Regions from separate parts of the Homo sapiens genome. Here region 1 is linked to region 2. Evidence: chromatin loops called from intact Hi-C (ENCODE). Cell type or tissue: PC-9. All regions are shown on one strand. Links, peaks and the distances in the headings refer to the core of each region. The heading gives the core; the rest is flanking DNA. Region 1 overlaps NUFIP1 (nuclear FMR1 interacting protein 1). Region 2 holds the start of LINC00330 (long intergenic non-protein coding RNA 330).

Evidence for each region. A loop is a pair of places that touch in the nucleus more often than their neighbours do. Peaks named below come from ENCODE experiments on the same cell type or tissue, not always from the same donor. Only the 100,000 strongest peaks of a DNase experiment are listed, where the experiment ranks them.
Region 1: a loop joins it to region 2, with 13 times the contacts of the local background. A loop is called at or near these places in 5 of 110 quality-filtered maps.

What each region holds. Positions count from the first base shown.
Region 1 is chr13:44,960,394-44,976,991 of GRCh38, reverse strand. It overlaps NUFIP1 (nuclear FMR1 interacting protein 1), which reads left to right. Exons shown (of 10, transcript NM_012345.3): 6 at 11,056-11,148. Among named protein-coding and RNA genes, the nearest start is that of NUFIP1, 21 kb to the left of the region's middle. RefSeq lists a silencer at 3,564-3,858. In PC-9, for the core only: CTCF peaks have their summits at 6,717 and 6,921 (motif pointing right); a DNase peak (open chromatin) is centred at 6,931; H3K27ac peaks cover 107 bases.
Region 2 is chr13:44,808,577-44,825,174 of GRCh38, reverse strand. LINC00330 (long intergenic non-protein coding RNA 330) reads left to right here and starts at 15,545. Exons shown (of 3, transcript NR_038433.3): 1 at 15,545-15,766. In PC-9, for the core only: a CTCF peak has its summit at 6,584 (motif pointing right); a DNase peak (open chromatin) is centred at 5,754; H3K27ac peaks cover 2,474 bases.

The sequences.
Region 1 (16,598 bases), core at 5,915-8,414, 150 kb before region 2:
GGGAACCTTTGGGAGGTGATGGGTCATGAAGGCAGAACCCTCATAAATGGATTAATTCATTCATGGATTGGTGGATTAATGGATTAAAGGAGTAGTGAATTGTCAAGGGAGTGGGCTTGTTATCATCAGAGTGAGTCAATTATAAAGATCAATTTGCCTGTCTCCTGTGAGCCCCCTTGCCCCTCTGCTGCCTTGGGCCTCTGCAGAGAGTTCCCACCCAGCCACCAAAACTGTAAGAAATAAACTTCTTTTCTTTATAAATTATCCAATCTTATGATGTATTCAGTTATAGCAACATAAAATGGACTGAGACCATGAAGTAGTTTGACATAGGAATTTTGAAGCACGGTATCTGAAGTTCCTTGGCTTCTGTAGGTAGCTTCTTTATAGATACAAGGTTTTCTCCTCATGACACCACTCCCCAAGTAGCTGGACTTTTTAAAAAATGTTTTGTTTGTTCTGCTTGTTTCTTTTCTATCTATTGGTTGTTTCTTCTTCCTCCTCCTCTTGTTGTTGTTATTCTTCTTTTTCTTCTTCCTCTTCCTCCTCTTCCTCTTCCTCCTCCTCCTCTTCTCTTCTTCCTCTTCCTTCTCCTCCTCCTCCTCACCTTCACCTTCGCCTCCTCCTCCTCCTCCTTTCTCCTTTCTTCTTCTCCTTCCTCCTTTCTTCTCCTCCTCCTTTCTTCTCCTTCTCCTTCCTTCCTTCTTCTTTCATTTTTTGCATAGAGCAGTAATCAAACAAGAAGTTAACTCCACTTCGTTTCTGATATGTACATTATAAAGAGCTGATGACGATGGTATGGAAGATTGTATCCTGCTGGATGGGATGGAAGTGGCCTAACTGCTAAGACACTAGGTTTTTTCCCCCTACTACTTAGCCTGGACTTTGATCAGTTAGAGGTTGGTTCAACTTATTGGTGTCAGTCCCTTTTATAAATGTTTAATTCTCTTGAGGGGAATGGTAGCGGTTACTAGTCAGCATTGATTGTAAAGCAACTTAAAAGTTATCTAACTAAACAGTTAAATTTCTGAAGCTTTGAGTTTACTGAAGGGTATAAGGAAGGTCTGAAGTGACTTCCTGATTTGCCAACTTCGGTTCTTCTATCTTGTGGTGGTATAAATTAAATAATTTAAACTGGGAAATGTGGAACTGCTATTAAATTAATGGTAACCAACTTTACTCTTTTCTACGATGTCTATAGCACTTTCACTCTCCCACTATCCTCTGCTATTCCCTTGCTCAGCATATAAGAGGAAGGGGACTTCATCTAGTCTGGAAGATTAGGGTGTTTCATGACAAAGGCAGGGGTAGCTGAATTCAGAACTAACTAGGAAAAGATAAGGAGAGGCAGGGATTAGTGGTCAGACAGAGGTTAGCATGTTCAAGGAACTGTGAGTATAGGTAAGAGAAAATAGAAGCTTTACAAAGATGGCAGTTGTGGGGATGGAGAGAACTAGGTGGATGTAGAACATTTGGGAGGTGAAAATGGGCAGTGTTTGGGGATTAAATGATTGTGAGGTTGAAGAGGAGAGAGGTTTTAGGAGACTTCCAGGTTTCTAGGCTTAGCACCTCTATGAAAGGTGGTTCTTATTACTGAGGTGGGGAACACTGGAAGAGGATGGGCTTTGGAGGTATTGGGTTGGACATTGTTGAGTCTGAGGAGATCCTGAGGCATCTATTTGAAGATGTTGAGTAGGCATTGGGACTTGGACCAGACTAGACTGGAGATAGTTTTTTGAGTCATGAAACTGGGAATATGGAACAGATTCCCCACAGAGACAGGGTAGAGTGAAAAGAGAAGGTAGCCTAATATTGAACCTTGAGCCCTTCCAACATCCGAAGGTCTAATAGAGAATAAAATCCAACAAGCCTGCTGAGTGGGAACCAGAGAGGTAGAAGAAAACTTCCTCTGGAAGCCAGTGGAGGGGAAAATTTTGAGAAGGAAGATATGGTTAGCAGTGCAGATTGCGATGGAAAGGTCAAATAAAACAAAAACTAAAAGTGACTGATGTTGAGACATACACAGGGCCTCCTTGATGAGGATTCCAGATGATTACTCCTTGGCCTTTCTCCTTTGAGCTCTGTGCCATCTGTCTTCAAGTCTCACACCCTCCCCAGGGATTGATTGCCTTTGTCACTCGCCCTTGGCATGTTAGATGCTGCAGTGGAATTGTGTATATTTTGAATTCATTCAGTACCTTTTCACTTTCAGATTTCTAACGGCCAAGCCTGAGCAACCAAGTGATACCCTTGGTATCTACAAAAATAAAAAGTTAGCCAGGTGCAGCGGTGGGCACTTGTAGTCCAAGCCTCTCAGGAGACCGAGGCAGGAAGATCCCTTGAGCCCAGGAGTTTGAGGTTGCAGTGGGCTGTGATTACGCCACTGCGCTGCAGCTTGGGTAACAGAGCGAAACCTTGTCTCAAAAAAACAAAACAAAACAAATTTCCAGTGCCCTTCACCTTCATGCAGTTTCAGCCACTTACTTTCATGACCACATCCTGGATTCTAAAGTTGGACATACTCCTCTTTCCATCCGTCCAGCTCACTGTGATCTCTACCAGGGCTTGGAATAGTTGAGGCTTCCCATCCTCTTTACCTTGTTTTTCTTTTATCTTCCTTCTTCCTTCACTTCCTACCCAGCCTATTTCACTTCGGCTGCTCTTGTCGATATCTCAGCTTCCTTCTTCCATTATCCTCCATTGCACTCATCTGGCAAAATCCCAGCTCTGGCTCAGTTGCTACATCCTGTTCAAGAAAACCACACAATTGAAATGTAGTCTGCAAGTGAACACTTGGGCAGTGCTATCTGACTTAAGGAGTTGACTTGACCAAAGAGAAGTTTAGGGTATTTTCTTTGTATTTGTTGTTTTGTGGTGCAAAATTAGATGTTCAATATGCATATGTTTCTTAGTTATGTAGATGACTGTGTAGTGTAAAATTTAAAAGTTTGTTAAACTGATTTTATTTTTAATCAGCTGAAATGCCTATGAGAATAAAACTCCATAGAACTGGAAACCAGAATCCTATAATGTGGGCTTAACTTGTCTTTTCTGATTATTTCCATATTATTTGCTTATAGGGGCTTTTTGTCTCAGTCAAACTTGTTATTTATCATATCTCATACAGGGTTTGTGAACTTTCGCCCTTTTAGTTTTGTTCGTGCTGCTGCTTCTAGAAGATCTTACCTACTCCATCTTTAAAGTTCTGCTCATTGCTCTTAGCTCATCTGAAATCCATCCACTTTTGGGTATATTTTTTCTCATCTGCCTAGAGAAATGTCTTGCCCTTCTTTGAATATGGTATCTCCTTTCTGCCTCTTTAGCACAGATATCCTTTATTATGACCCTGTTGGTGAACTTCTTTGCATATGTGTCTTTTATTCTTGAATTAAGTGTGAGCTCTGAAATGTAAGAACCAACTTTTACCTGGCTGCTTCTATCCCATAGTGCCATAGTTATAGGGAATGCTTATAAATGTTAGTGTGTGTAAATGGTGCTTGAAGATATTTTTCTTATGGGTATAATTCTGTTTTGGTACACACAAGTAAGTGGTTGGAGAAGTCTTACTGAGACTTGTATTTATAAATCATGTTTGAGCTGTATCTTTGTTGTTTTTAGAGAAATTGGGCAGAAATATTTTGATATGATTAATAATTATGCTTGGAAATTATAGTGTAACTAATAGTACTTAAACTGCTGTGGTTTTGAACATTAAATTCTCACTACATAGGGTAGGGTAGACCATCACTGGGACAAACCAAATTCATCCGTATTTTAAAGTATTAATGGCTTTTCCCTACACGAATGTGAACTATGCCCCCTTGTGGTTTCGTGAATAAATGATTAAAGGAAAAAATTTCCACTGGCTAGAGAAACTTTGGAAACATTAATATTTGAAGATGAAAACTAGCATAGGCAGCATGTATTTATTTAAAGTTCCTGATAGAAGACTAGTTTGATTTTCTAATGTTAGCAAGAAATCTCAGCAACCTTTGAATATATGTTAACAGACATTTTGCTTATCTTTGCATAACTTCTTGACAATAGTTTAGTTTGAAAATTAGAGGTAAACATTCAGTATTTGAAAGGACAAAGATTTTGCTATATGTGGCTGAGTTCACCAAAACAAACACTAGTAACTTCTTGCCTTTAAGGTTCTCACTGTAGTGTGAAATGAATAAATACACATGAGGTGGCCATAAGACTACAAGTAACTGAAGCATTAATTTTAGCTATGTAGGGATAATCCTGACTGGTCAAGGGATATTTGAGTTTTTGGAGGGGAGGGCCGTCTATTTGTTTTTCAAGACTTCCTATAAGAGGCCTCCCTCCCCCAGTTTATCTTAATGTATATTGTACATATAGTGAAATTCACCCTTTTTAGTGGATAGTTCTGACAAATATATACTGTCATATAAATACCACCAGAATCAAGATATAGAACAGTGTTTCTTCACCTGGAAAAATTGCCTTATGCCCTGATGGCAGCCTCCCCTCCACCCACTGGCAACCACTGATTTATTTTTTGTTCTTATATTCATACTTTTGCAGCAACATCATATAAATGGAATCATACAGTATGTGGCCTTTTTAGTCTGACTCACTTATTTTTAGTCTGCATTTGAAAGTTATCCATGTTGTTGCATGTAGCAGTTGTTTGTTTTTTATTGCCGAGTATTACTCTTTTCCATAGTATGGATGTATATCAGTTTGTTTATCCGTTCTCAGTTGAGTGTTGTTTCCAGTATTTAGCCTTTATATAAAGTCTTCATAAACATTCACGTATAGGTTTTTGTTTTGAATATAGGGTTTTATTTGACTTGGATAAATATCCAGGAGTGAGATTGGTTGGTCATGTGGTAAGCATATGTTTAACTTTATGAGAAACTGCCAAACTGTGTAGGAGGATAGTTTTAAATCAAGATAAGCCTATTTGAGCATGGAAAGTATTCAGATAAAAGGAGATGGTAGGGTGCAGTGGTGCTTGCATTAGCTAGTCATGCTCTAGGAAATGGAATGGCAACCTTACTACCATGGCTTAGTGCAAAGAGGTGTCATTTTCCCAAGGTTAAAAAAAAAATAAATCCAGGGCTGCTGTTGCTGCATGACAGTACCATGGACGTAGGCTGTCTCTTGTTGCACCGGAGTAGGCGGCTCTCCTCTTGCCTGTCACCAGAATGTTCTTGCATATGCAAATATTAAGCCACAGAATAGGCAGAAAGAAGAGAAAAAGACAAAAGGTACACGTAGCCTAGTTTCCCCCCTTTTCACTGGGAAAACAGTAGCTTTGTTTTTATTTCCAACCAGGAGATAATTTATATAGATCTCATTGGCTAGAAGTGGGCTGCTTGACCACCTTCAGTGGCAGTGGAGTTGATGGGATGCCTGAAACAAAATTGTTAAGGAATGGGGGAGAATAGTCAGTGTTTGCTTTAGTTCTTGGTGGCACAGTGGAATTTCAAAACTATAAGTGAATTTTGGAAGCGGCTCTGTCCTTCTGAATAAAGGATTGGTTTGAGCAAGCATTTAATAGGCTTGCTGGTGGCTCTTTTTATGTAGGACAGGTGGGGGCTGAGGGGATAGAGTCTAGCTCTGGTTTCCAGAGGTATGCTATGACAGCAGGCAGAAGTGCCTTGGAAGAGGAATGGGCAAAATCTGTTGAGGGAATAAGTGAGGTTATAGGTTTGTGAAATTTAGAGGTGTTTAAAGAGAATGAGGAAATGGGGTGAAGATGGCAATTTTGGATGAAGTTTATTTATACCTGTGATGTTGCTTTGTTTAGTAAGTGCTCTGAAAATTCTTTGGGCACTGGGTGAGTTCATCTGAGGTTCTTCCATAGTTTGTTTCTCAGGTTCTTGCTCTTTAATATATTCTGAAGAGTTCATATATATTTTTTCTGTATGTATATTTTATTAGAGGATATGGGAAATACTGCTTTTCTTTTGGTATGTTTGATAGATTTCTCAAAAATGCATAAATACTATCCCCACTAGCAATTTTTTAAAAACCTATTATGGGCCGGGCGTGGTGGCTCACACCTGTAATCCCAGCCCTTTGGGAGGCCAAGGCAGGCAGATCACTTGGGGTCAGGAGTTTGAGACCAGCCTGGCCAACATGGCGAAACCCTATCTCTACTAAAAATAAAAAAAATTAGCTGGGCATCGTGGCACGCACCTGTAATCCCAGATACTTGGGAGGCTGAGGCAGGAGAATTGCTTGAACCCAGAAGGCAGAGACTGCAGTGAGCCAAGGTCGTGCCACTGTACTCCAGCCTGGGCAACAGAGTGAGACTGTCTCAATAAAAAAACAACAAACAAAAAAACCCTGTTACAAAAATATACTTACTTTCTACATTCCTGTCATTCTCAATTTTTAAAAAATATTACTTGAACTCCTAAAAAGAGTAAGTTCCACATTGGTGTGGCAGAATAGTCCTTATTTCATGAATTTGATCTTTGTGTGAGAGCTACATTCTTTCCGATGAAGCCACTATATTCTTTGACATGCAGGAAAAATAAGGTCTTTATGTAGTTGCTCTGTTAGGAAAAGCTTGTGAAAGATTTCACAGAGTAAGAATTTTAAAGCTTAAAGAAAACTGAAGGTTTGCTTGGCATATGGCTTCCTTATCTTTGACAAAAGTACATCTTTGTCCTTACTTCTACATCTCTGTATTTTTCAGGTTAGTCAGACTCAGGGGTACCGAGTGTATTTAATTTAATAACTTTTAAGGCTTTCCATTAATAGCCTTTCCCCTACCTCCCCAAAAAAGCCACCAAAAAAAGTTATTCTTTCTTAATTCCTGTCCTATGTAGTACCAATGCTGTATGATTTGGCTTTAGGGAAAATGAGTGGTAGAGGTTTGTTTCCAAAACCTTGCTTTTATTATAGAAACAGTGGAACATTTTTCACAGCAGACTGGGAGTCCACTAGGTGGAGTAGTTTTACAATTTATTTCAACGCTTACTGTGGCTCTGAGGAAATCCTTTTGTTTCCCTGGTTCATGCAGAATTCCAACACAGGAGATCTGCTCTAAAGAATGCTGTATCTTTTTGATGTTCAGAAAGAAAAGTACAATAGTGTAGCTTGTGTGGAAGCAGTTGTGGTTTAATGAGAGTGGGAAGAGTAACTATGTTTTATAGAACAGGCAGAGGGGAAAAGCCAATAAATGGGTCGTGATTTGAGCATAAGGAAAAAATTGGAGAGAATAATGTGACCAGAATGGTCTGTGCTAAGATAATGGTTAGGACGGTTTGCCCATGTGTTGGCTCTGTAGTGCTTAAAGATTGTCACTGGAGGCATAAGGTATAGGCAATGAGGAAGGTGAAGAAGAGGTAAAAAATGAAAGAAGAGAGGAAGGAAAAGAGCATAGTTTCAGGACCATTTCCTCTTAGTGAACTGAGGAAAGATAGAAGTACAGGGAGAAAATGATTTTAGTAGATAAAAATATAGAAAAACCAACTGTGAAAATTTCCCTTGTCACGGTCTTTATAACTTCATATTATCCATTCTCTAACAGGAGATATTGGACTAAGCTTTACATGTATGTAACTGCAATGTAAGACATAATTTATGTTTTTTCAATAGTCTTTGGATTTGTTATTTCTTGTACTTTAGGAACCTGAACTCCTTCATCAGAACTCCTTTTTTTTCGTTATTCATTTATCTCAGCTTCATGTTGGTGGAGTGGGGCTTCCTACTGTTGTTTATGTGTGTAATTAGGTCTTGTGTTTCTGATTTTTCTTTTTTGCGATAATGTGCTTTTTAGCAACCATTTTTCTCTCTAGTTTTAAATATCTGGATTCTGTGTAAATAAGAATGTAATAAATTTTGGAAGAGGATTTTATTGATTTCAGCACCAAGAAAAATAAAATCTTACAACTTTTTAAAACTCTAATCTTACTTTTAGGAACATGATACTTAATTTTAGGAAGACAAGTTTCCTTACCTTTAGGAACATGATATTTAATTTTAGGAAGTTAAGTTTCTTTACCTTTAGGAACATGATACTGCAGTCTGCCTGAAAGAGAAAATTAGCTGTTTTAAAAGGCTTCCATCAAAGGAGTTTCTACACATCACATCTTTGATGTTTCACTTAGGGAACTCTTTCTTATATCTTACCTAAAATCCACTTGCTATAACAAGTTTAAATTCTTTACCAATGAAAAGCAGTTACCTAGCATCTGCTCTCTGGTACGTAGTACACTGTAGTGCCAAATTTTATCATGTAACATATAGCCCAACATGGTAAGAGTCTGCAATACTCTGCAAAAATGTTGAAGAAACTTAAGTAATAAGTAAATTTGAGAATTGTGGAGGGTGTTGAGTAGCTGTGAGTTACATGTCTCGCCACTGTGAGGCCTGTAAAAATCATTACTGTTTTTCTCATTTCTACTTCTGCATATTCTCTTCAGTTTGAGAACAACTGGACCATCCTCTCTGTAAAACTATTTTTATTGTCGCTTCTCATCTTCTTTTAAAGGTTGCAAATAGTTCCTTTCATCTTTCTTTGGAGGTTTTATTTTTCATCCTATTAATCATCTTTGAGTCTCTTCTGAATCCCTTCCAAGTCTTTTTTTTTTTTTTTTCTTCTCAGTGTTCCTTTAGTTTAGAAGTACAGAACTGGACACAGTGCCCTGAGATTATCTGACTGCTTTTGAGTATCCTGGAGGAAGATTTCACACTCGTACAAGTGCCAGAGTCTACTTCTTATAACCTTAGATTATGTTTGCTTTCGAAAAATGTAGTCATGTATTGCTGACTGTCAGATTTTTATCTCCTATGACCTTGATCTTTTCCTTTTATGTTTATTTATAGTTTGTACATTAATCATCTTTTTTTATGGAGTCTATTTTTCTTGACTGGATATATATTGCTTCACACTGTCCTCATTGAAATTCATTACATTTTTTTTCTGATTACTTAACCACTTACCCAATGTCATTTCCATTCCTGTCTTTCAGTATGGCCCACCCATAGGCTTTATATATTGTCTGTGCTATTCAAGTCAGTGTTGCAAATGTTAAAAAAAAAAAGGCAGAAGGTAGAGAAGTGTCCTAGAAGCAATGGCAGAACACATTTGTTGATGTTTCTCCAAACTTACTCTGATCAGCAGCCAGACGGGGTAGTAGAGAGCTGTGTTCCCTTCCTTCTATGTTTTTTATACTCCTAGAATCTATTGCCCTCTTCCTGAAAGTTTGGTGTCTGCATCTCCACACAGCTGTGCAGAGAAACAAAGAAAGCAGTTCATCTGGCACACTTCTGTCAGATTTCATCTTAATCACTGCTTTGTACATATCTCTCCCTGTTCATAACTTTCTGTGGCTCTCTATCACCTGCTGAATTAAATATAAACTTTCTAGTTTGGTATTCAAGACACATTTTGGCCTGAGTCTCCCTTTCCAGTCTGATTGCCTGTAACTGTGTTTCATACCATATTAACTACTTGTCATTGTCCAGATATCTCTTTCACTTTTTTTTTTTCTGTGAGACAGAGTCTTTCTGTGTCGCCCAGGCTGAAGTGCAGTGGCGTGATCTCAGCTCACTGCAACCTCCACCTCCTGGGTTCAAGCAATTCTCTTGTCTCAGCCTCCTGAGTAGCTGGGATTACAGGCATCCGCCACCATGCCCAGCTAATTTTTTTTATTTTTAATAGGATGGGGTTTCACTGTGTTGGCCAGGCTGGTCTCGAACTCCTGACCTCCCAAAGTGCTGGGATTACAGACGTGAGCCACCACACCCGGCCTCTTTCACTTTCTGAAGTCTTGGTTTGTTTGCATTGTTTGGCCTACTTAACATACTCTGATTTCTGTTACCATTTAAGACCAATTTCTTTCATTTCTTTTCTTTATGGATTTTTCCAATTAGATATAGTCTTTCCATTCCACCCCTACCCCCCAGTCTTTATACCCTCTTGGGTACTTTTGTCTTATGTTATCACTATTTGTGTGCTTTTCTTATCTTCCTGGTAGACAGTATATTTTTTATTTTATTTTATTTATTTATTTATTTATTTATGTTTTGAGGGGGAGTCTTGCTCTGTCACCTAGGCTGGAGTGCAGCGGCACGATCTCAGGTCACTGCAACCTCCACCTCCTGGTTTCAAGAGATTCTCCTGCCTCAGCCTCCCGAGTAGCTGGGATTACAGGCGCCCGCCACCACACTTGGCTAATTTTTGTATTTTAGTAGAGATGGTATTTCACTACGTAGGTCAAGCTGGTCTCGAACTCCTGACCTCAAATGATCCGCCCACCTCAACCTCCCAAAATGCTGGGATTACAGGCATGAGCCACCGTGTATATTTTTTGAGAACTGTCTCCTCCTCGTCTTGGTAACTTCGATATACCTAGCATGTATTTGCATAAGAAATTGGATAGACTTGGCCGGGCGTGATGGTTCACGCCTGTAATCCCAGCATTTGGGGAGGCTGAGGCAGGTGGGTCACCTGAGGTCAGGAGTTCAAGACCAGTTTGGCCAACATGGTGAAACCCCATCTCTACAAAAAATACAAAAATTAGCTGGGCGTGATGGCAGGTGTCTGTAATCCCAGCTACTTGGGAGGCTGAGGCAGGAGAATTGCTTGAACCCAGGAGGCTGAGGTTGCAGTGAGCTGAGATCGCACCATTGCACTCCAGCCTGGGTGACAGAACGAGACTCCGACTCAAAAATAAATAAATAAATAAGAAGGAAATAAAAGGTAATGACTAGAATAAATTGAATAGACTTAAAAATTTTTTTTACAGTATTTATGGGTACATGCCATATAGATGAATTAAATCAGTTTGAGCACATTGTATGATATATTTGATTTAAATTCCAGTGTACACTTGTCTAGTTGCAGACTGCTAGCAAAGTTTGTGGATTAGCAGGTGGTCCACACTTTGAGTAACATTGTTATAAGTACTTTTTTCCCTCTTAAAAAATTGTAGAAGCAGTTAAAGGTTTATAATTTGCTGTGTTAGGTGTTAAACAAAATTGCTAAATTCAGCAATTGCTTGATTGCTTATTTAAAATTGTACTCTAAAAGCCCTATTATAATTAACTTTTATTATTTTCTAGAAACTATCCAACTCTGGCCAATATTGAAAGGAAGAAGAAGTTAAAACTTGAAAAGGAGAAGAGAGGAGCAGTATTGACAACAACACAATATGGGTAAGCTCCTTATGCTTATGAATAATGAAAAGGAGCACAAAACAAAATCTTAAAACCCTTATGTACTCAATTATGAAATCTTTGCTTTTGTAACTTATTTACTTAAAAAGATAAATTTATTTATTTTTATTTTTATTTATTTATTTTTTTGAGATGGAGTCTCGCTCTGTTGCCCAGGCTGGAGTGCAGTGGCGCCATCTCGGCTCACTGCAAGTTCCACCTCCCAGGTTTGTGCCATTCTCCTGCCTCAACCTCCCGAGTAGCTGGGACTACAGGCGTGCGCCACCACGCCCAGCTAATTTTTGTATTTTTAGTGGAGATGGGGTTTCACCATGTTGGCCAGGATAGTCTCGATCTCTTGACCTCGTGATCTGCCCACCTTGGCCTCCCAAAGTGATGGGATTACCGCACCTGGCCCCATGCCTGGTAATTTTTGATTGGATACTTGACACTGGAAATTTTACATTATTGGGTGCTGTATTAGTCCATTTTCACGCTGCTGATAAAGACATACCCGAGACTGGGCAATTTACAAAAGAAAGAGGTTTAACTGGACTTACAGTTCCACGTGGCTGGGGAAGCCTCACAATTGTGGAAGAAGGCAAAGAGGGGCAAGTCACATCTTCTATGGATGGCAGCAGGCAGAGACAGGAGAGCTTGTGCAGGGAAACTCCCCTTTTTAAAACCATCAGATCTCATGAGACTCATTCACTCAGTATCACAGGAACAGCTCAGGAAAGACCCAATCACCTCCCACCTGGTTCCTCCCATGACATGTGGGATTGTGGGAGTTACAATTCAAGATGAGATTTGGGTGGGGACACAACCAAACCACATCAGGTGCTGTATATTTTTGTGTTTCTATAAATGTTCTTGAACTTTTTTCTGGGAAGACAACTGAGTTACTTAGAAACGGTTTCATCCTTCTGGATCTTGCTTTTAAGATTTTGTTAGATGAAACCAGAGCAGTGTTTAGTCTGAAACTAACTACTCACTACTGATGTAATATCTTACTGGGTATCTTACCCCATGCCCTGTGAAATATGAGGTACAAACAGGCCCTAGTTATGACTCGGAGTGAAGATGAGGTGCTGATAACTCTGATCCTTTTGGGTCGTTTTTTTCCCCCAACCTTGGATAGTTTCCTGACAAATACATGCCAATCAGTCTTCTGCTAAATAGTCCAGGGTAAATCCTCTGCAAATCTCTAGAGTTCTCTCTCTTTCTGTAGTTTTTTCCTCTCAGGTACATCCTGAAGCTCTAGATGTCTTGCTCTCTCTGGTGTCTCAACTCCAGTTCCTCAATTCAGGGATTCTACCAGGTCCCATCTGGATTCCTCTTCTCCGCAGTCTGGAAACTCTTTAAGGCTGTAAGCAAGGGCAGTTGCAGGGTTCACTATTCATTTATTTTCTGTCTTTCAGGGCTCACTTCTCTTGTTGCTTCATGCCCTGTGTCATAGAGACCATCGTTTATTCATTTTGGCTAGTTTTTTGGTTATTTCAGGTAGGAGGATAAATTCAGTCCCTGTTACTTTATTTTGGCCAGAAACAGAAGTTCTTAATGGTGTCTTTTATAAATAAAAATTTCAATTTTCATGAAGTCTGATTTATTAATCTTTTATTTTTATGGTCAGTGCTGTGTGTGTTCTGCCTTAAAAAAAACTTTTGCTTACTTGGAGATCATAAAACTATTTCTTTATGTTTTCTTTTAGAAGATTTATTGCTTTGTGTTTCTGGTATATGTCTAGAATTAATTATTGTACATAGTGTAGGGTTTAAGGACCTTTAAAACTTTTTCACATATGAATTACAGTTGATCCAGCACTAATTGTTATACCATGCAAACCCCAACCAAAAGTAACCTGGTATAACAATATTAATGTCAGACCAAATAGATGTTAAAGCAAGATGTGTTATTAGGGATAAATAGGAATATTTTGTAATGTTAAAAGAGTCAGTGCAACAACAAGAAGACATACCAATTCTAAATCTGTATGTGTCTAGAACATAGCTTTAAAATATGTAAAGTGAAAATTTTGAAACACAACTCTTGAGCAGAGAGACAAAAATCCTATACAAAATGTTAGCAAATCAAATCTGGCAATATGTAAAAATATGTAAAAATATGATATAACATCATGACTAAATGGGATTTATTCCAGGAGCATGTTTATTTATCACATTAACAAAGTGAAGGAGGAAAATGCTATTAACTTAATGAGTAAGGAAAACAGTTCGATAAAATGTACCACCTGTTCATAAAAAAGACATATTAGCAAACTAGTAATAGAAAATAATTTCTTTAATCTAATAAAGGATATCTATCAATACTCTGTAGCCACATCGTACTTAATGGTGCAATAGTGATCACTCCCCCACCTCCCCTAAGATTAGAAGCAAGATAAGGATGTCCAGTGTTACCACTTTTATAAATGAATTTAGCAAGGTTGCCAAATACATGTAAGATCAATATTTTTAAAATCAACTCTATTTCTATAAAGTAGCAACAATTAAAAATTGAAAATTTAAAAGATACCACTTAGAATAGCATCAAATGCCTAGGAATAAACCTAACAAAAGATGTGCAAGATTCTACACTCAGAACTACAAAACATTGCTCAGAAAAATTCAAGGCCTGTATAAATGGAGCAATATATAATAGTCATGGACTGGAAAACAATATAATTATCTTAATTCTCCCCCAAATCCAATTAATTACAGTCAAAATTCCAGCAAGTTTTTTTTTTGTTTTGTTTTTTTTGGTGGAGGAGGGATGGGGGAGATTGATAAGCTTTAAAATTACAATGTGTCACTTAATGACAGGGATACATTCTGAGAAACGGGTTAGGAAATTTTGTCGTTATGAATATCATAGAGTATACTTAAACAAACTTAGATAATACAGCCTACTACACACCTAGGCTGTGCAGTAAAGCCTGTTGCTCTTAGGCTACAGCCCTGTACCGTGTGTTACTGTATCCAGTTGTAACACAATGCTAAGTATTTGTGTATCTAAATATAGAAAAGTTTCATTAAAATGCACCATTAAAGGCAAAAAATGGTATACCTGAATGGGACACTTACCATGAATAGAACGTGCAGAACTGGAAGTTGCCTTGGGTGAGTCAGCGAGTGAGTGGTGAGTGAATGTGAAGGCCCAGGAGGCTGCTATACATTACTGTAGACATTACAAACATTGTACACATAGGCTACACTAAATTGTTTTATAAAAGTAATTTTTTACTTTATGATGTTATGACATTACTGGGAATTATTTAGCTCTGCTATAATCTTATAGGACTACTGTCATATATGTGGTCCATTGTTGATCAAAATGTCATTATGTGGTGCATGATTGCATATGAAAATACAAAGGATCTAGAACAGCAACTAAGAAAGCTCGAGTAATGAAGATAGTGTGGTGTTGTCCAAGGATAAATAGATAAGTAGAGCAGAATAGAGCCCACAAACAGATCCACTGAGAAACAATCACCTAACTTATGATAAATCTGGCAATATAATGCAGTGGAGAAAGGATCGTGTTTTCAACAACCTATTCCTTTTAAACTTTTTGTGTCTCTATATTTAAAGTGTATCTCTTATATATTATGTAATTTTGTCTTCTTAGTAATCCAAACTGAAAATCTTTGCCTTTTAACTAGTGCTTAGTTCATTTACGTTTAATGTAATTCCTAATATAGTTGGGTTTTTAATTTGTTCTTCCTTTCTTGCCTTCTTTTGGATGGAATCTTTTTTTTATTAATCTCTCCATTTTATATTCATCTACATTTTTATTTACATTATGCCTTTTGTAACTATTTTTAGATGGTTGATTACATAAACTTTTCTTTTCAAATGATTGTCAAGTCGTGGTATAACAGAACTACTCCCTTGAAGGTGAAATAGAGTGCAAATAACAGATACACTACTTTCTCAATTAAGTCTTATAGATGTCATTAGTGAAGGATCTTCTTAACTCATTACTTATTAGTGAATACCTTAATGATGATCATTCAGAAGCTAGCTGTGGTCAGATGCTGTAAGAGAAAAGATAACGGGGAAGGCATCCGTGAATGGGAGCTCAAAGAAAGTGGCATCTCTTCATTATCCTTATGGGGCCAGTGGGCTGGAGGCAGAAACTAGACCTGTTTTCTTTGCAGTGACACTGTTAGGTTCTTAGCCTGACATCTGTGGATGGACATAGGAGATTGGTCCATGGCTTTCTGCAAAATTTGGACTATACATATATATTAATTTTTGTAATGAGATTCTCCAAGGGTTATTATGACCCTAAAGGGATTAAAAATCTCTGGATTGCAGATATATAAACATGTTGATTTAACAAATTATTTCAAAAATGTTATGATAGTAAACTACCATTTATTAAGGGCTTAATGTGTTATCTTGCTCTGTGAAGTACTGTATTTATATTATCTGAATTCTATGTCCCTATAATTCCCATTCTGTTTAAAGGAGTAAACAGGCTTAGGCTTACAAATATTTGTACAGCAGACACAGCCCATAACTGACAAAGTTGAGATTTAGATGCAGATTTCTAATTATTTACTGCATCCTCCATTATTAATGAAAAATGAATTTTGCCCAATAAATGGCAAACTGTCAAAAGCCTATCTTTGCAAAAACTCAGTCCCACCAATGAATACCTTGTGTTATTGTCTACTATGAAGGAACCTTTTTTTAACTGTCTTCCCCGCCCCCGCACACACACACACAGTTTAAATTAGAAGATGCTCACATAAATACGTGCTTTCTTTTTTTTTTTTTTTTTTTTCTGGAGACAGAGTCTTACTTTGCCCGGGCTGGAGTGCAGTGGCACAATCTCGGCCCACTGTGACTTCCACCTCCCGAGTTTAAGCAATTCTTGTGCTTCAGCCTCCCGAGGAGCTGGGACTACAGGCACCTGCTACCGTGCCCAGCTTATTTTTTGTATTTTAGTAGAGACGAAGTTGCCCAGGATGGTTTCGAACTCCTGAGCTCAAGTGATCCGCCCACCTTGGCCTCCCAAAGTGCTGAAATTAAAGGCGTGAGCCACCGCGCCCGGCCAATACTTGCTTTCTTTCTAAAAGTAGTTGTAGCTGTTGAGAGGGCACTTGATTTGAGCTGGCTGTGAAATTGCAATAGGCTTATGTGTTCTGATAGGCCTATAAAGCAGAGAAAATAGTACCTGTGTTACCTATTTCAGAGGGTTCATGAAGGTCCAACAAGTCATATTTGTAAATGCTTCAGAAACTTTAACTCCTTAAAAATGAGTAGACAAGGCCAGGTGTAGTGGCTCATGCCTATAATCCTGGCACTGTGGGAGGCTGAGGTGGGTGGATCACCTGAGGTCAGGAGTTCGAGACCATCCTGGCCAACATGGTGAAACCTTGTCTCTACAAAAATACAAAAATTAGCCGGGCTGATGGTGGGTGCCTGTAGTCCCAGCTACTC
Region 2 (16,598 bases), core at 5,059-7,558:
GTGAAGAGGGTGAGCCTGGGCAAATTTTGCAGTACTTTTTCTCTCTTTCCTCATTTGTAAGTCTCAACGTCTGCTCCATGATGCTAAGAATCCTAGGGCTTGTGACAGTGACAACCACAAACAACACATGTTTTAGAGTCGGGAATCTAGATACTCCCAAACAATCGAATAGTGAAGCTGTGTGATGGGTCTCAGAGGATCCTGGGGATGCTGGTGCCATAGAGATAATGGCTGGTGGTCTCTGCTCCTGACCAAGTCCTCTGTCGCTACTCCACTGTCCCTCTCAGCACTGTTGTGCCTACGGAAATTACAGAGCTTTTTATGCCTCTAGTAATCCTTGGGCTCCTTTCTTGAGGATTAGTTGAAAATGAGGCTGGGCATGGTGACTCATGCCTATAATCCCAGCACTTCGGGAGGCTGAGGCAGACGGATCACCTGAGTCCAGGAATTTGAGACCAGTCTGGGCAACATGATAAAAGTCCCTCCTACAATAACTACAAAAGTTAGCCAGGTGTGGTGGGGTACACCTGTGGTTCCAGCTACTCGGGAGGCTGAGGTGGTAGGATTGCTTGAACCCAGGAGGTGGAGGTTGCAGTGAGCTGAGATAGCACCACTGCACTCCAGCCTGGGGTAAAACCCTGTCAAAAAAAGAAAAGAAAGAAAGGAAGGAAGGAAGGAAGGAGGGAAGGAAGGAAGAAAGAAAGAAAATGACCATATTGCCAGGATACTCTAATGTAAGTGTAGGTTGAAAATACTTTCTAGAATGAGCTGATGGGAATGGTGAGGGGGAGCTCTTGAAATCCACTGCCCCTTTGGAAATAGGCACTGAGTGTAACGCTAGCCCAGCCCAGCAGTTCTCAAGTGGGGATGATGCTGCTCCCTCTTCCTCTAGGGAGCATTTGCAGTATCTGCAGACATTTTTGAATGTCACAGTTGTCGCAGGGGTAAGGGGCGTGTTACAGGCATCTAGTGGGCTGGGTCCAGGGATGCTGCTCAACATCCTACAATGCACAGGACAGACCCCACAACAAAGAATCATCCAACCTCAAATGTCCATAGTTCTGAGGCTGAGAAACCCACACTACAGCCAACTCTTTCAAAATAAAACTGTGGGGCTGGGCGCGATGGCTCATGCCTGTAATCCAAACACTTTGGAGGCTGAGGCGGGCAGATCACTTGAGTTCAGGAATTCAAGACCAGCCTGGCCAATATGGCAAAACCCCATCTCTACTAAAAATACAAAAATGAGCTGGGCATGGTGGTGGCACCTGTAATCCCAGCTACTCAGGAGACTGAGGCACAAGAATTGCTTGAACTGGGAAGGCGGAGGTTGCAGTGAGCTGAGATCACACCACAGCACTCCAGCCTGGGCGACGAAGTGAGACTCGGTATCAAAAAAATATAAATAAATAAATAAATAAATAAATAAATAAATAAATAAAACTGTGAGGAGATGGGTTTACACATAATGCTGTTGACAAGTGAAAGCAATTTAGAATGTAAAGAACAAAGTTTTTATTTAAAGGGAAAGGCTGGAAGCAGTTTTCTTTGAGGGAGGTCGTGAAGCCCAGTGGTTAATGGCTTGGCTTTAAAGTAAAAGTTGACGTGCCGCTGGACTCCAGAGTCTGTATTTACTGCTCTGCGACCTTGGCGAATGATGTGACCTCTTTAGGTATGTTTCCCCATTTGTAACATAGGTATAGTAATGGTGCCTGCCTCACTGAATTGTGAGAGTTAAATGAGCACAGCATAGAAGTGTGAAAGGAAAAGATCTTGGGCCCCTTCAAGCTGGGAACTGCTCCCATTCTATTCAAAGTCACCCCTCTGCTCGCTGACATAGATGCATATCTGATTGCCTCTGTTGGAAAGGCTAATCAGAAACTCAAAAGAATGCAACCATTAGTCTCTCATCTATGTGTGACCTGGAGGACCCCTTCCCTTTGCTTTAAGTCTTCTTGCCTTTGCTTCAAGTTGTCCCGCCTTTCCAGACTGAACCAATGTACTTCTTACATATATGGATTGATGTCTCGTGTCTCCCTAAAACGTAGAAAACTAACCTACCCAGAACAAGAATAGTTCTGGCCAGTGGGCCCTGGAAATGAGACCTGGGAATGTGAAGTCTCCGTGTGGGCAGGACTTCCTGAGGCTGTGCCACAGGCGTGGGTCCTCAGACTTGGCAAAATAAACTTTCTAAATTAACTGAGACCCATCTCAAATATTCGGAGTTCACAGAAGGCTTTCGGTGCAAAGCGTAGCATCCAGTAAGTGCTTAATAAATGGAGGCAAGGTAAGAGCAAAAGCAGGGAAGAACAGGGGCCTAGAATCCAAGGACTTCAGGTAACTGCACTGCAGCGAGAAAAGGGAGCGTTCCACCCTCAAACATATTTAGTATAAGGACCGAATCCTCTCCGAAATCCTCCTTGTGAAATCATCACACAATCTTCCTTACCACCCAGAATTTCGCTGTCTAAATTTCTGCGGGTTTTGATTTTCATTCTTCAATATTTATTTCTTGAACTTAAATAAGCAATCCACGGCAGGGGCCTGTGGAGGCCTTCACTCAAACGAAAGCATTCTCACGGCGGAGCTTGCTCCCAGCCGCCTCTCCCCACGCTCCTTAAGAGACGCTCGGGGTTACTGCGGTTAGACAGCCTGCACAAACAGAGCGGCCCAAGACCAATAAATGCTGGCCCTATTTGGTCTCATATTCAAGGCATGAGGCCTCAGAAGAAGAATGAGTCTTCACAGGCTGGGAGGTCTCCTGGATGCATCTGCTGGTAGCTGGCTCCTGAGAGAGAGAGACAGTGAGAGGTGCAGAGAAAAAGAGAGGGAAAGAAGGAAGGGGAGGAGAAGAAAGAGGAGGAGGAGGGGGCGGGAGAAGGCGAGGAGGAGGGGAAAGGGAGGTAATGATGGAAGGAGAATGTGTAAGCAAGGAGTCACAGTCTCTCATAACCGACTCTTGGAAGTGACATCCTATCTACTCCAGTGTAGCCAGTAGAAGAAAGTCATCAGGTCCAGCGCCCCCCTCAAGGGGAGGGAATTCCAGCAGGGCATGAATAGCAGAACTCACTTCAGAGGCAGTCGACCACACGGACCTGCATGTGCTTCGTGCACACACAGCGTAGGTCCTCATGGAGTGGACCTACTGATGGAGTGGACCTCCACCTGGGGTGGAATAAACAGGCGCCTTGAGGGCAGGGACTTGTATACACTGTGTGCCTGGGAGCCTGTGGAGGAATCTACACTTTCAGAGGATTTAAACTGGAGAAAAAGAATAGTTCTGGCCAGTGGGCCCTGGAAATGAGACCTGGGAATGTGAAGTCTCCGTAATTTATGAACTTGGCCCATACTATATTCAGTTCCTATTGCTGCTGTAACAAATTAACACAAATTTAGTGGCTTAAAACAGCACAATGTTATTCTCTTACAGTTCTGGAGACCAGAAATCCTAAGTCAGTTTCAGTTGGCTAAAGTTATTGGAAAGGTTGGTTCCTTCTGAAGTTCTAGAAAAGAATCCATTTCCTTGCCTTTTCCAACTTCTGGGAGGCCACATACTCCATCTTCTAAGCACATCACTCCAACCTCTGCATCTGTTGTCACATCACCTTCTGACTCTGCCTCCTTCATCTTTCTTATAAGGACCCCTGTGTTTACATTGGGTCAACCTGGATAATCCAGTATAATTTCCCATCTCAAGATCCTTCATTTAGGCTGGGCACAGTGCCTCACATCTCTAATGCCAGCACTTTGGGAGGCCAAGGCAGGTGGATCACCTGAGGTCAGGAGTTCGAGACCAGCCTGGCCAACATGGCGAAACTCCATCTCTACTAAAAATACAAAAATTAGCCAGGTGTGGTGGTGGTACCTGTAATCCCAGCTACTCAGGAGGCTGAGGCAGGAGAATCGCTTAAACCCAGGAGACGGAGGTTGCAATGAGCTGAGACTGTGCCACTGCACTTTAGCCTGGGTGACAGAGCAAGACTCTGTCTCAAAAAAAAACCCCCAAAAAACAAAAAACAAACAAGAAAAAAGATTCTTCATTTAGTAGCATCTGCAAAATCTTTTGGCCATATAAGGTAAAATCACAAGCTTTGGGGATCAGGATGTGGATATCTTTTGGAAGCTGTTATTCAGCCCACCATGATTATACAAATGTTCACAGCAATTTAATGGATCTTATTGTCATCCTCCAATGCTATGATTGTTACATTCTCCTCCAGGACCTCCTCCTTCCCAAAGTGCAATGCCATGATTGTTAACATTCTCCTCCAAAAACCCCAAGCACAGTCAGATTGCGGGATTGGACTATTCACTACTTAATGAATCGTCTAATCCTACAATGAATAGTCCAATCCTACAATATGACTATGCTGTTGCTTGCCTGATTGCTCCCAGATCTGTCCTGCCTTTTCCCCGCAAATTAATTTCCAGTCCAAGGCTCTCTTGCCAACCAGCTCACAGCTGCGTTTGGCCAGTGCGCTGGTGAGAGATTGGAGGGTAGTGGAAGAAGCCAGGATACACCCTCTGCCCCAAGTCAGGCAGTGTCTCTTAGTGGCTGTGCTCTCCTTTATGGTTCCAACTCTTGCCAGACAGACTCCTTCCATGGACCCAGATCTTACTGGGCAGCATCCACAGAAGATCCAGCTCCCCCAGGGAAGCCCCAGCTTTTAAGGCTCTGGCCCTATGGGTGGTAACAGCTCCCCGTTGGTGATAAGCCCAAGGTGGCTTCACCATCCCCTCATTAACTTTTCAGCTTTCCCAACACCTTTGTAACTAATTCCTCTTATGAAATTATTTCAATTGGTCTTGAGCTCTATAGGCTCTGACTGAACCCCAACTGATATACTGGCTTTCAGGGGTTTTTATAACATTACACCTAACTATTTGTTCAACTTTATCTCCCAGATTCCTTTATTCTAGCTAACCCAAACCACATTATTATTATTATTATTTTTGTTTTTAAATATACTTTTCTGCTTCAGGAAAGGTATGCTCAAGCCACTCCATCCACGTGAAATGCCCCTCCTCCATTCTTGGCTTTGCTTGTCAAAATACTTCGGGTTTTTGGAGGATCACTTCAAAATCATCCTCTTCCTACAATGCCCTCTTGATTACCATGTCTGGAATTATTTTCTTTTGCAGACGCAGTGCTTTATAGTAATGAGCTGTTGGAATGTATACAAAGCCTCATCACACAACTGCCTTGCATTGGAGAGATTTGTTTAGGTCGTAAGTTCCCACAGTTTGAGTCTGTGCAGTATACTCTATGCGTGCTCAATACATAGACCATTTAATCAAATAAATGTTGGAATTCCAATCATGAGCATGACTCTTAACTATCATTCTCTGTTAGATAAAAGAAGGTAATCAGTTTTCATTTTATCCTTACGAATTATGTTTACTAGAGGCTAGAAAAACAAATCTAATGTTTTAAAATTACAAAATCACTCTCCAGTCTTTCCATTCTAGTTAATTGAAATTGAGTATCAATTTCCCAACCTAAAAATTCATATCTGTGTTTCACAGTACATACATAGCTTAAAAGCGCAATCAAATGTAAGGTATCTCTGTCATTATTGTCACTAGTAGAGGGGTTGGCATCAACTATTTTCTTTGTTCATCAGCAGTTACTCCAGTAAATTTGCAGGCTGACAAAGTCATGTGCTCTTCACCTTGTGTGATAAGCTGCAGAGTTGACCAAGTAAGCATGTGTTTGATGAATTTTTTCCATTTATGTGAATGGGGGAAATGACTCATAGCAAAGAAACCTGACCTCATCACAGACGTAAGACTGTCTAGATTGACTAGGCTACCTAAGCCAGCCCAGGATAGTGCAGACAGGGAGCATAATGATCCAGGTGAGTATCTTACCTATCAAGCGTCCAAGAGCAGGTCAAACATGGGGTCCATTCTTCTCTTCATGCTTGGCTGCTCAGGCTCAATTTTAGGTATCCCTTAGTGACAATGACCCACACGGATCAAGAGGCAAACAGACTCAGGCCTATCCCCCTTCCTCCCTAGCCAGCATCACTGGCCAGAATCCCAAAGGCCTGGCCCATGCTGTCAACATGGCCTAACAGCAGGGCTACGAGCTGCGAGGAGCTTCCTGGAGACATTTGAAAATCTGTGGTGCCGTTCCCAACAGCCTTATTCAAACAGAAGGCAGCAACTCTGACCTGGAAAAGAGGTGCAACCTCTAAGAACAGGCTGTCTACAACCTTCCTGAAGACCAGCACTTTCGGAGGAGGTGGCTGTTTGCTAGCCTACCCAAACCTACCCTCCTGAGAAATATGACTTCCCAAGATGCAGAGCATTTGAATTGATAGGTGGGCCTGCATTCATTAATGCTTTTGCTTGTGGGTCTGTTTTTGAGTAGCAGCCTCTCCAGGTCAGGAATTCATCTTTATGGTTGCTAGCAATTGTTTGGGGACAGGATATGGAGTGAGAAGGAGGGTCTGGGGACTGCAGCTTGCGCTTGACTTCCCTCTTTAAATGGCAGCATCCATGACCATTTCCTGTTCTCTCTTCATGTGGCCACAGGATGGCAATGTTTAGGAACGTTACTGTTACCTCCCAGGGGCTGTTTAGATCCTAGATTAGAGCTCAGCAACGCACAGATTAGAGCTCAGCAACGCACACGAGCAACTGGAGATTTGTGTAGGACCAAGAGCTTTTAAATCAGGAGGAAGAGGAGGAAAGGAAGGGTCATTTATTATGAGATTTTTAGAAATCCAAATAAAAATATCGCAAAGCGTACGCTGAAGGGTACTTAAGTAAACGCTGCGTTTACTTAAGGCTGAATCCTGCGTGAAGCCACACTGCCGGGGGTACCTACTGTCCCTCCTGATGCATCTCATGCTGAATTCTGACCATTACAAGTGATTTTTCTCCCCCTGCTGGGAAGCACTTCCACAATTTTGTCACATAATTAGCTGAGCACCTACCATGCTGTAATACCTCGATCTGAATCAGTAGGTTTCCCTAGGTTGGAAGTTCCCTGGGACAGGACCCATGCTTTCTTTATCTGTTTCCTCAATCCTGAAGATGGATTATAAACAACCTGGGCTCACTGCATGTTAAATAAGTAACTCATGGGCTGAAATAGTATCAGAGTTTAGGGACAAAAATTCCTATAGACTAATTTGTCAAAGAATGAGCCCTAAAGGTAACATTTGGCCTGAATTTTGAAGAGGATGCAAAGGAGAGGGGGCTGGGAAGGAGTGGCGCAGATAGCCCCCTCTCCACTCACTTCACTCAGCCCTGAGCATGGGGAAGAAGACATTCTGAGTTTGGAGGAGCGGAGGCAAAGCGGTGCGGAAATCGGAAAGCCGTGTTCAGGGCTGCTTGTGACATGGAGGAAAAAACATGGGATTATGGTAAATATAACTGGGAGAGCAGATCCAGGCATTTAATTTGAGGAGTTTTAAATGATGTTAATGAGGCCTTTTTGCTTGATTCTTTCCATTTTTCCTTCCAGTGATTGCCCAGATTTGCGATTGACACAATGAGGAAGCAGCTGTTTGCTTAAATAACCCAGGAAACTGCTAGAAAGGAATGGGAAACGGTGATCCACAGACCTCAAGCTCCGGAGAGGCAGGAATAGGCACCCTGACCTGCTCTGACTCACAAGGCTCCAGGCAATGGCCCCAGGGGAGAGTCCTGGGTAGTGGCCCCAGGAGGTGGCATTGGATGGTGGCTACGGGTGGTGGCCTCAAGTGATAGATCCCAGATAGTGACCCTCAGGGTGTGGCACCGGATGGTGACCCTGGGTGGCTGGCCCTGCTTCCCTGTCCCTGTGACTCAAACAGAGGCTATTTTCAGCTCCACTACCCCCTCCCCACTTCATGATCTCAGGGTGCCCAGAGGAGGCTGCACAGTTTTGTGACTTCAGAACGTGGCAGGCAGAGGAACTGGAGCTTTCCTGCCAGCAGGAGTTGGATAGATCAGACAGGGCCCCTGGAGAGGTTGCTGATGAGTATGGATGAGTCAAAAAGCCAATGGCACCCTGGGAAGGTGTTGGGCATGGCTTGTACCTCTCACACACAAATTTAAAAAGTTGGTTTGCAGCATAGACATCCCTTAGTGTAGTGCAAGTTCAGCAAATTACTGGGGAGCTAGATGCCTGTTTTATTCCAGTTAATCAGATTATATGAACTGATGAAGTAGGATTTGTTAATAACATTCGCTTACAAGTGGTGGAGAGCTTTATTAATAAGTCATTAGGTTGGCAACTTTAAATACCTGGCATTCAAAAGCAATTCCAAATGCTTTTGTATTGCAAACTTCTGGACTCTAAGAAAATAGCTAACACCTGGTGTGTTGCATTCCTGCAATGCTCAAAGACATTATAGAAAAAAAAAAACCACTTGTGTCCCAAGCTTTCACAAAGTAAGCTATTGCTCTGCTCTGAAAGCTGTTCTTTATTTTGTTCATGGTTTCCCCCAACCTTCCTTCAGAAGAGTTGCAGCCCTGACGGGCTCTTGGTGAAGAGATGCATCATCAACAGACGAGGCTTCTCTGGGCAGTAGATGGATACAGGTGGTCTGTTCTTCCCATTTTGAAGACAGAAAAGCTGGGACACATCATAATTTGTTTGCTTAATATGCCCCCTCACATAGAGAGGAAAGAAATTAAGGAAACGAGAGAGTAGGAATTGGAATCCAGATGCCTCAACTCCCAGACTTCCCCATGACTTCTCCAACGTAATTAACTCAGTGGCTGTCCACTGTCAATGGTGAATTTGGCTTTGGGTGTGGTGATTGAGCATGCAGCCTGTAAAGTTGAAAGGGTTTGGAGTCCTGGGCTTTCCCTGTGTTAAATTTGGCCAAGCTAACTACTCTGTGCCTCAGTTTCCTCATCTAAACCTCTTTGTATTTTAGGATCGAATGAATTATCACACGTAAAGTGTTTGGAACAGGCCTTGCCACATGTGAGGAGCTCAGTAAATGGCAGATATAGTGATACCTGTGGTTCCTGTTACGGCCGTGGTGAAGCGGAGTGGCAGTGGGATGCCTTTACTGACAGTGCCTACCTTCAGTAACTTCAAGATGTGGTGGTGGATGAAGAACACAGACGCATAAAATAATACTTAGGAGGGCACATGCGGATTAGGGCTCACAGAGTGGAAGCCAGGTGTCACCTACGCAAATGCGTTAAAAGGCCAAGTAGGCAGCTCAAGCCGGGAAGTGGAGGATGTAACAAGAAGTGGGGATTCTGAGGCCTCGAGACATGTGGGTCTGTCTACAGGCATTCCAATGCCTCGAGACGTGCAGGTCTGTCTGCAGGCATTCCAATGCATTGTGAAACTTTCTGTGGGCTGTACCGATCACATCTGAGGGCTGAGTCATGCTCAGAAGCTGCTGCAATTACTGAGATTTGAAGTGAAAAGGCAAATAGGATGGGTAAAAAAAATGAGACAATAACTGAGCAAGCCAGACTATGGCCAAAATGAAAGGTGAAGAACTCTTACCCTTTGGACCTGTGGTGCAATACCCAGGCCCCAGGGGGGACACAGGTGGGGAGCCAGAGACTGGGGATCTTATTGCCAGATTAGCTGCCCTACCCAGGAGCACCCCTTCTTCTATTTCCCCTTCCTCCCTCCCTTTTTTCTTGCCCTCTCTTCTTTCATGTCTCTTTATCTTTTCCCCCACATATATCTTCTCCTTTTTTGTCACCCTAGGCCTGGTGTGGTGCCCAGTGGTACCTAGGGACGGTGCGAAGATTCATCGGTGACACTCAACATTGGTTCAGCGATCTTATACCAGACCACGCTTTCCACATCCTCCACAATACTCATATCCGAAAGTGTTAATTCTGGAAAGAATTGTTAGCACAGAAAGGAGAAGGAGTAGCAACATACAAAACCTCAAGGAAGAATTGAAGAAAAATGGATAAAACCAGAGTGCCAACAAAGCTAAACTTCTGGCTCATCCAAGCATGGACCAGAAACTAATTCCTCAGAAACAAAAACTCATTTTCTATGTTATAAGTAATACACAAAAGAAATCATCACTTGTCCTTAGCTATTAATCCATTATATTTGGCAAAGATAACATCAAGCTTATTTCTTTCCCTTAGCTAATCTGCTAAATTTCTCTGAGTAACCCCCAAGACATTATTTGGATGAAGTTACATTATCCATAAACATTACTAAGAACCACACCCTGATCATCTGTCAGCAATATGGATCTTGACTAATTGGAAACTAAGAAGTTAAAGGAAACAAATGAGCATACCAACAGAGGAGAGAAGGAAAACTTTGCTGCAAGAAGAACCATGGAGCACACGGCTCCAAGTGTTAGTGTGAATGAGGCAGGGGAGAATGTGGGGACAGTACGGATAGATGGCTGGTCACTCTCAAGTGCAATATTAGCAATATGGCCTGTGAGTGCCACATGATCAATATGGCCAAGGGACATAAGTTTAGTATCAGAAAGACAAGAGTTTACATCTTGACCCTGTCACTGATGATCGCTGTAATCATGGATATGTTACTTTGCCTTCTTGGGCCTTTTGCTTCATTTGAAGAATGAGAGTGATAACATCACGAGGGTCATTGGTACAGAAATTCACCTACATTCAAAGGTACGCCTATCAAATATACACCTATCAAGGCATTGGTTCAGAAATTCACCTACATTCAAATGTAGGTGTGCATTGGCTGGGGCAGATAAAATCACCAATTGTTACAAAGCTTCCTCCCAATCTGGTTTTCTACTGTTGTGAGGAGCTCCCTCTTTCTCTGGGTTCAGTTGCATTCCGCTTGCACACTTTAGGAGAAAGCGCTAAGCTTGGGATATTTTCCTTGTACTCTTACCCTCCCCTCAGCATATCACCCTTTGAACTTCTGTGGTAATAGTTTTACTGTTTGTTTTCTCTTCCTTAAAAGTATTCCCTGCTTCCAGGAGTTCATGCAGGAGTTTCTTCCTTTGAAACCCCAATTAAATGACATTGTTTTTTAGATGATATAATTCCAACAGGAATAAAAAGATAACAGCAACAAATTTTGGAAACTAGTAAGCAGATGGATGAGTGTTGATCAATTTGGCTGACCTGAGGGGACAGAATCCTAGCCAATAGTCAGAAAAAAAAAAAGCCCAGCAATTTTACAAAGGTACCCAAAGGCTCAGGAATCCATGACACAAGTATCTATGGAAATGGGTTTAAAGGTGAGACTAGAAACAAGACTCTTGATGAAAAGTCTAGTCAAGAGGCAGTTAGATCTCTAGATAGCTTTGCCTGCTCTTTGTAGACCAGGGGCTGCTTCTCACCACTCCCAGCAGGAGATAAGTGTTATTTTCTGGACTGAGTACTAAGAGGAGGGGGTCTCTGTCCTGGGGAACACTAGGCACAGTTAACAAAAAGGATACAGGGGCATTGACCCCCAGTCCTCTTCCCATAATATTGACAGCCAGGCCTCTAACCTCCAGGCAAGAGACCAGATGGTTCTTCTCTGGGGAATTTGCCCAATTCAAGAGGAAAGACCTAAAGATACTAATGTCAGAGGTTCCCTAAGGGAATGGCCCAACCTGGTCACTTTACACTTAAGCTCACATTCAATAAGCCCCATCCGTGTGTTGACCGCTTCCAATCAGAATTTTAAGGCTTTGCTCTTAAACATGAGCAGACAATCAGGGGTCACTAGGCATTTGAGGTGAGCCTCTAAAAATAAAGATGGAAACAAAAACAAATAGCAAAAGACAAATTGGAGAAACAGAAACCATGTAAGAAAAACTACTTAAAAATATAATTAAATTCTCAGAGAAAGCATCCATGAAACACGAACAAGATGCTGCTTTGCTATTAAAAAAATCAAGGGAATAAAAGAGGGCTTTTAGAAATTAAAAGCACTGCAGCTGAAATGGAAAACCAACAAGAGGTTTTGGAAGATAAAGTTATCTCAAAGTGGAACAAAAATAAAAACAGAAATGAGGGAAAAGAGAAAAGATAAGACTGCAAAAACAGAGGGAATGAAAATAAACACTCAGTCAGAAGATTTCACAGAATGAAACATCCAGAACAACCAGGGAAAATAACACCACATGAAGGTACCGAATCAAGAGCTTTCAGACCACTTAAAACCAAAAGAAGATCCTATGGGCTTCCAGAGGGGAAAACCAAGCTACTTACAAAGGACTGGAAATGTGAAGGTCTTTGTGTTTCGCAACAGTTCTGAAATCTACACAGCAATGGATCGATGCCACCTAAAATTATGAGGCTATTGAAGTTATTTTTAGATTAGTATTCTATTTTCAGTCAAATATTAATCAAGTGAGAGGGGAGCACAAAAACATTTTCTGGATCTCAAAATGTTTAATTCCCAAGCACTTTTTCTTGATAATTGATAATTTTGGGATAATTGATCAAGAAAAAGGAAGACATGAGTTTTAGAAAACAGGAGGTCTAACACGAAAGGCCCCCTCAGGATGAGGGTGAGGCAGCTGTGTACCAGGCACAGTCTGATCTGTGTACCAGATTAAATTGGAGCCATCAGCATTTCTAGGAGAGATGACTTCCAGGCAAAAATCGCAGAACAGTTAATGCATCAGAATGTCTTGATTTAGACAGTTGAATGTCTTTAAATAATTCTTGACTAGATGGAAAGGTTGAAGTTGACTCAATGGCAAATACATATTTGCCATTACAAAGCTAAACCAACAGAGAAAACAATCATCATTAATTCCAGGGAAAACAGAATTGTACAGAAAAGTAATCAGAGAGTATTATTATAATAATGTAATCACTGGTTATTGATCTAACCAAGATTATACAACACACATGCACATGCAGATAGATTGATAGATAACTATATTGAGAGGATGTGTGTGTGTGTTGATGCTAGTGGAAATAGAGTTAAATTCTCATCTTCCACAGTGGAAAGTCAAAGTGTAATGATTTCATCTAAGAAATATTAAGAAGTGGCAGGGTGCTGTAATCCCAGCATTTTGACAGGCTGAGGTGGGAGGATTGCTTGAGCCCAGGAGTTCAAGACTAGCCTGGGCAAGCTGGTGAGACCCTGTCTCTACAAATAAAATAAACAAACAAATAAAAGAAATCAGCCAGGCATGGTGATGCATGCCTGTAGTCCCAGCTATTTGGGAGGCTAAGGTGGGAGGATCACTTGAGCCTGGTAGGTTGAGGCTGCAGTGAGCCGAGATGGCTCCACTGCCTTCCAGCCTAGACAACAGAGGGAGACTCTGTCTCAGAAAAAAAAAAAGAAAAATTAAGAAGTACTCTCAATTGATTTAACAAAAAACCAGAAAAGTATTGGGTAAAAACAAGCATATAAATAAACTATTTAGGATTATGGAGGTAAATGCCAAGATAATGGCTAAAAAGATGTGAAAAATGGTTGCCTCTGACAAGGAGAAAATGAGAGCAACTGGGTGGGACCACTGTTATTTTTCATAATAAACTTTGTAAAGTTATCTCACTCTTTAAATGTATGCAGCCATAACACAGATAGAAAATAAAATAGATGTGACTCATATTACCAACCATTTTATCTTTGACATGCTGATCTACAAATATTGGAAGTTTATTTATTATCACTGCAAGCAATACATTGTTTTTGCACAGTGTGCCCGTGTCTTTTCTAACTTTCCTCAGTGACACTTATTTCTGGAAGTGTTGGAAATTTAATTTGAAATTGTGTTATAGTAACTTCTCTTGAATCTCTCTGTTGACATCAGCTCATTTTCTCTATTTGATGTTTCAGGAAATAGCTCATCTCTGGTCTGGCCTTAAAGCTTTCCTTAACGAACAGCTTCAATCTTTAACATGTTTCTGGGTCTACTGGAGGCATTTTCATTCCTTTTGTTTTGGCATCTATATTCATGTTATTGTTTGGTGGTGAAATGACTCCTAAGTAAGTAGAATCAAAGGATGAACTTGAAGACTGCTGATTAAAAACATGGGCATGTATTAATAACAGAAGGTAAACTTCTAGGAGGTTATCCTAAGAGTAATCAGAGATGAAGTTAAAGATTTTCATTCAAAGATGTCCATCAAAGCCTTACTTATGACTTAATAAATAAAGGATTACAATACATCCAAATGACAGAACTGTATGTAGCTGCTAGACAACATATTAAAGAAAATATCAATTGGTATGGAAAATATTTATAATATGTTGCTAAGTAAAATAAATAGATCAGTGACCAAAAGACTTTATGTATAAACATGTAATTTTTGTAAAAAAAAATCTATTTAAATATAAAAGAGACATACATTAGAATGCCTGAAGTAGTCCTGGCAAGATCTTAAAGTGACCTTGAATCTGTTGTGTTTTTGTTTTCCAAGCTTTCCCCATGAAGCATAAATGGATTTTGTAATTAGGAGAAAAGTGCTATTTTAAAAGCAAAAGCCAACAAGAAAATACACCCTGACTTATTTTTCTTGTCACTGAGGAGACTTGGCTTTGCTGGAATTAAGATTATTGGAGGAAAAAAGAGTAGAAATCCTTTCAGTCAATGCTATCTGGGTTTGGTTCTGGGTTTGGAAGGCTTAGCATTTTTTGGCCATTTCTGTTATTTGTTCTGGCCGTGTGAGTAGACGTGTTTCTTATCATCCTCTAGATTCTTCAGATTACTGCCATTTTAAAGTAGTTTATAACAGCATGGCTACTCAAATCATTCAAAGGTATCAGATTTAATAGATTTGCTATTTGACTTAAATCAAAGGCTCTGTAATTGGTGAGCAAGGTCACTTGCCAGTTCCTGGGCAATTAGAAGATCAGGCTTCCTATATGTTTTTTCCCCTGTCTGCTTAGACAAGAGGCTTTTTGTTACCATATAAGTCTTTCATGCTACACTTGCAGCAGTAGTGACAAGGAATACTGAAATTTAGTAAAATGCTCACACCAGGCCACAGAGGGGAGGGTGTGGAAATGGTGTCTGTAACAGCAGTTGGCATGGTGCCAGGGAAAGACAGCTTGAGATGACAACTAGCACTTGCAGAACTGCTTTTGTGATGCCCATGTCCCAGACTAGCTGGAGAATGTGCCAGGGTGTGGCAGGGAGAAGGAGGCCTGGATGCTTCCCCGCATCGTTTACTGTGGTCCTGCATTTGAAAGAGATAACTACGATGGGGAAGATGGCAGTTGAATTATAGGGTAAGACATCTGAGCCCTTAAAACAAAATTTCCCTTGAAATACGGGGCTATGTTTGTCCACACTGTGCTAAGCTTCCCTACAGACATATATGGAGTGTCTTTAAATCAGTGGAGAACAGGTTGGGTGTGGTGGCTCACACCTATAATGCCAGCACTTTGGGAGGCCAAGGCGGGCGGATCACCTGAGGTCAGGAGTTCGAGACCAGCCTGGCCACCGTGGTGAGACCCCCATCTCTACTAAAAATACAAAAACTAGCCGGGTGTGCTGGTGTGCGTCTGTAGTCCCAGCTACTCAGGAGGCTGAGGTGGGAGGATGGCTTGAGCCCGGGAGGCGGAGGTTGCAGTGAGCCGAGGTCACGCCACTGCACTCTAGCCTGGGTGACAGAGCTAGAACTTGTATCAAAACAAAACAAAACAAAACAAAACAACAACAAACAGTTGAGAACAGACTCCACCTTGTAGGACAGTGGCATTTCTGAAAGTTCAGAACAATTCCCCGAGCAACTTTACCTCACAATCTCATTGGAACGGCTGCATCTGTGGGGCCCTGGGAGAGACTCAGCAGCAGACAGGGTCTCCAGAGCACACGACAAGAGGAAGAATGCATGAAGGTCCACCGGCAGTCGAATCAGCCAAAGCACAAGACAAACACAAGTAAGTGCTTACATTGTGTAGCTCGCACGAGAGCATGTGCTTTCCCAGGGTGGAAATGAGGGAGAAATCTTAAGACTGGTGAACCACTCACAGTAGAATGAAAAGTAAACACTGAGTCCTTGAGAAATTTCTGAATATCCATGAGGAAGTATTCCTCACTGGATCCACCTGACTGCGTTAGCGTTCCCTATTAGTGTCCCTTTAGCACTTGCAGGACTCTGTTCCTTACTTTTTTCACTCTATATAAAACATGATCTGCATTTTCTTCTTCTTTTTCTTTTCACCCAGGCTGGAGGGCAGTGGTGTGATCTTGGCTGACTGTGGCCTCAACCTCCGGGCTCAAGTGATCCTCCCACCTCAGCCTCCTGAGTAGATGGGACCTACAGGCGTGTGTCACCACATCTGGTGAATTTTTTTTTTTTTTTTTTTTTTTTTGCTTTTTGTAGAGATAGGGTCTCACTGTATTGCCCAGGCTGGTCTCAAACTCCTGAGCTCAAGCAATCCTCCTGCTCTTTCCTCCCAAAGTGCTGGGATTAGAGTGGTGAGATACTATACCCGGCCTGATCTACATTTTCTGGGAATGTTTTATCCTCTGCTATCTCGATCCCAGGTCCTTGATCTTGTGCCTGAAGTCATGGATGGACATCATGAGATTCAAGAATTCCCAGAAATTTAGTGTCACGTTGTGTAGGCATGTAAGTGATCCTCAGAGGAGCCCCTGACTCAAAAAATGTTGGAGCGCCACTAGTCTGTCTGGGTGCTATGCTTAGTCAAAAGAAAAATCTCATCTTTAATTTGCTTTGTACTAAGATTTAACATCCATTTGTTGAGA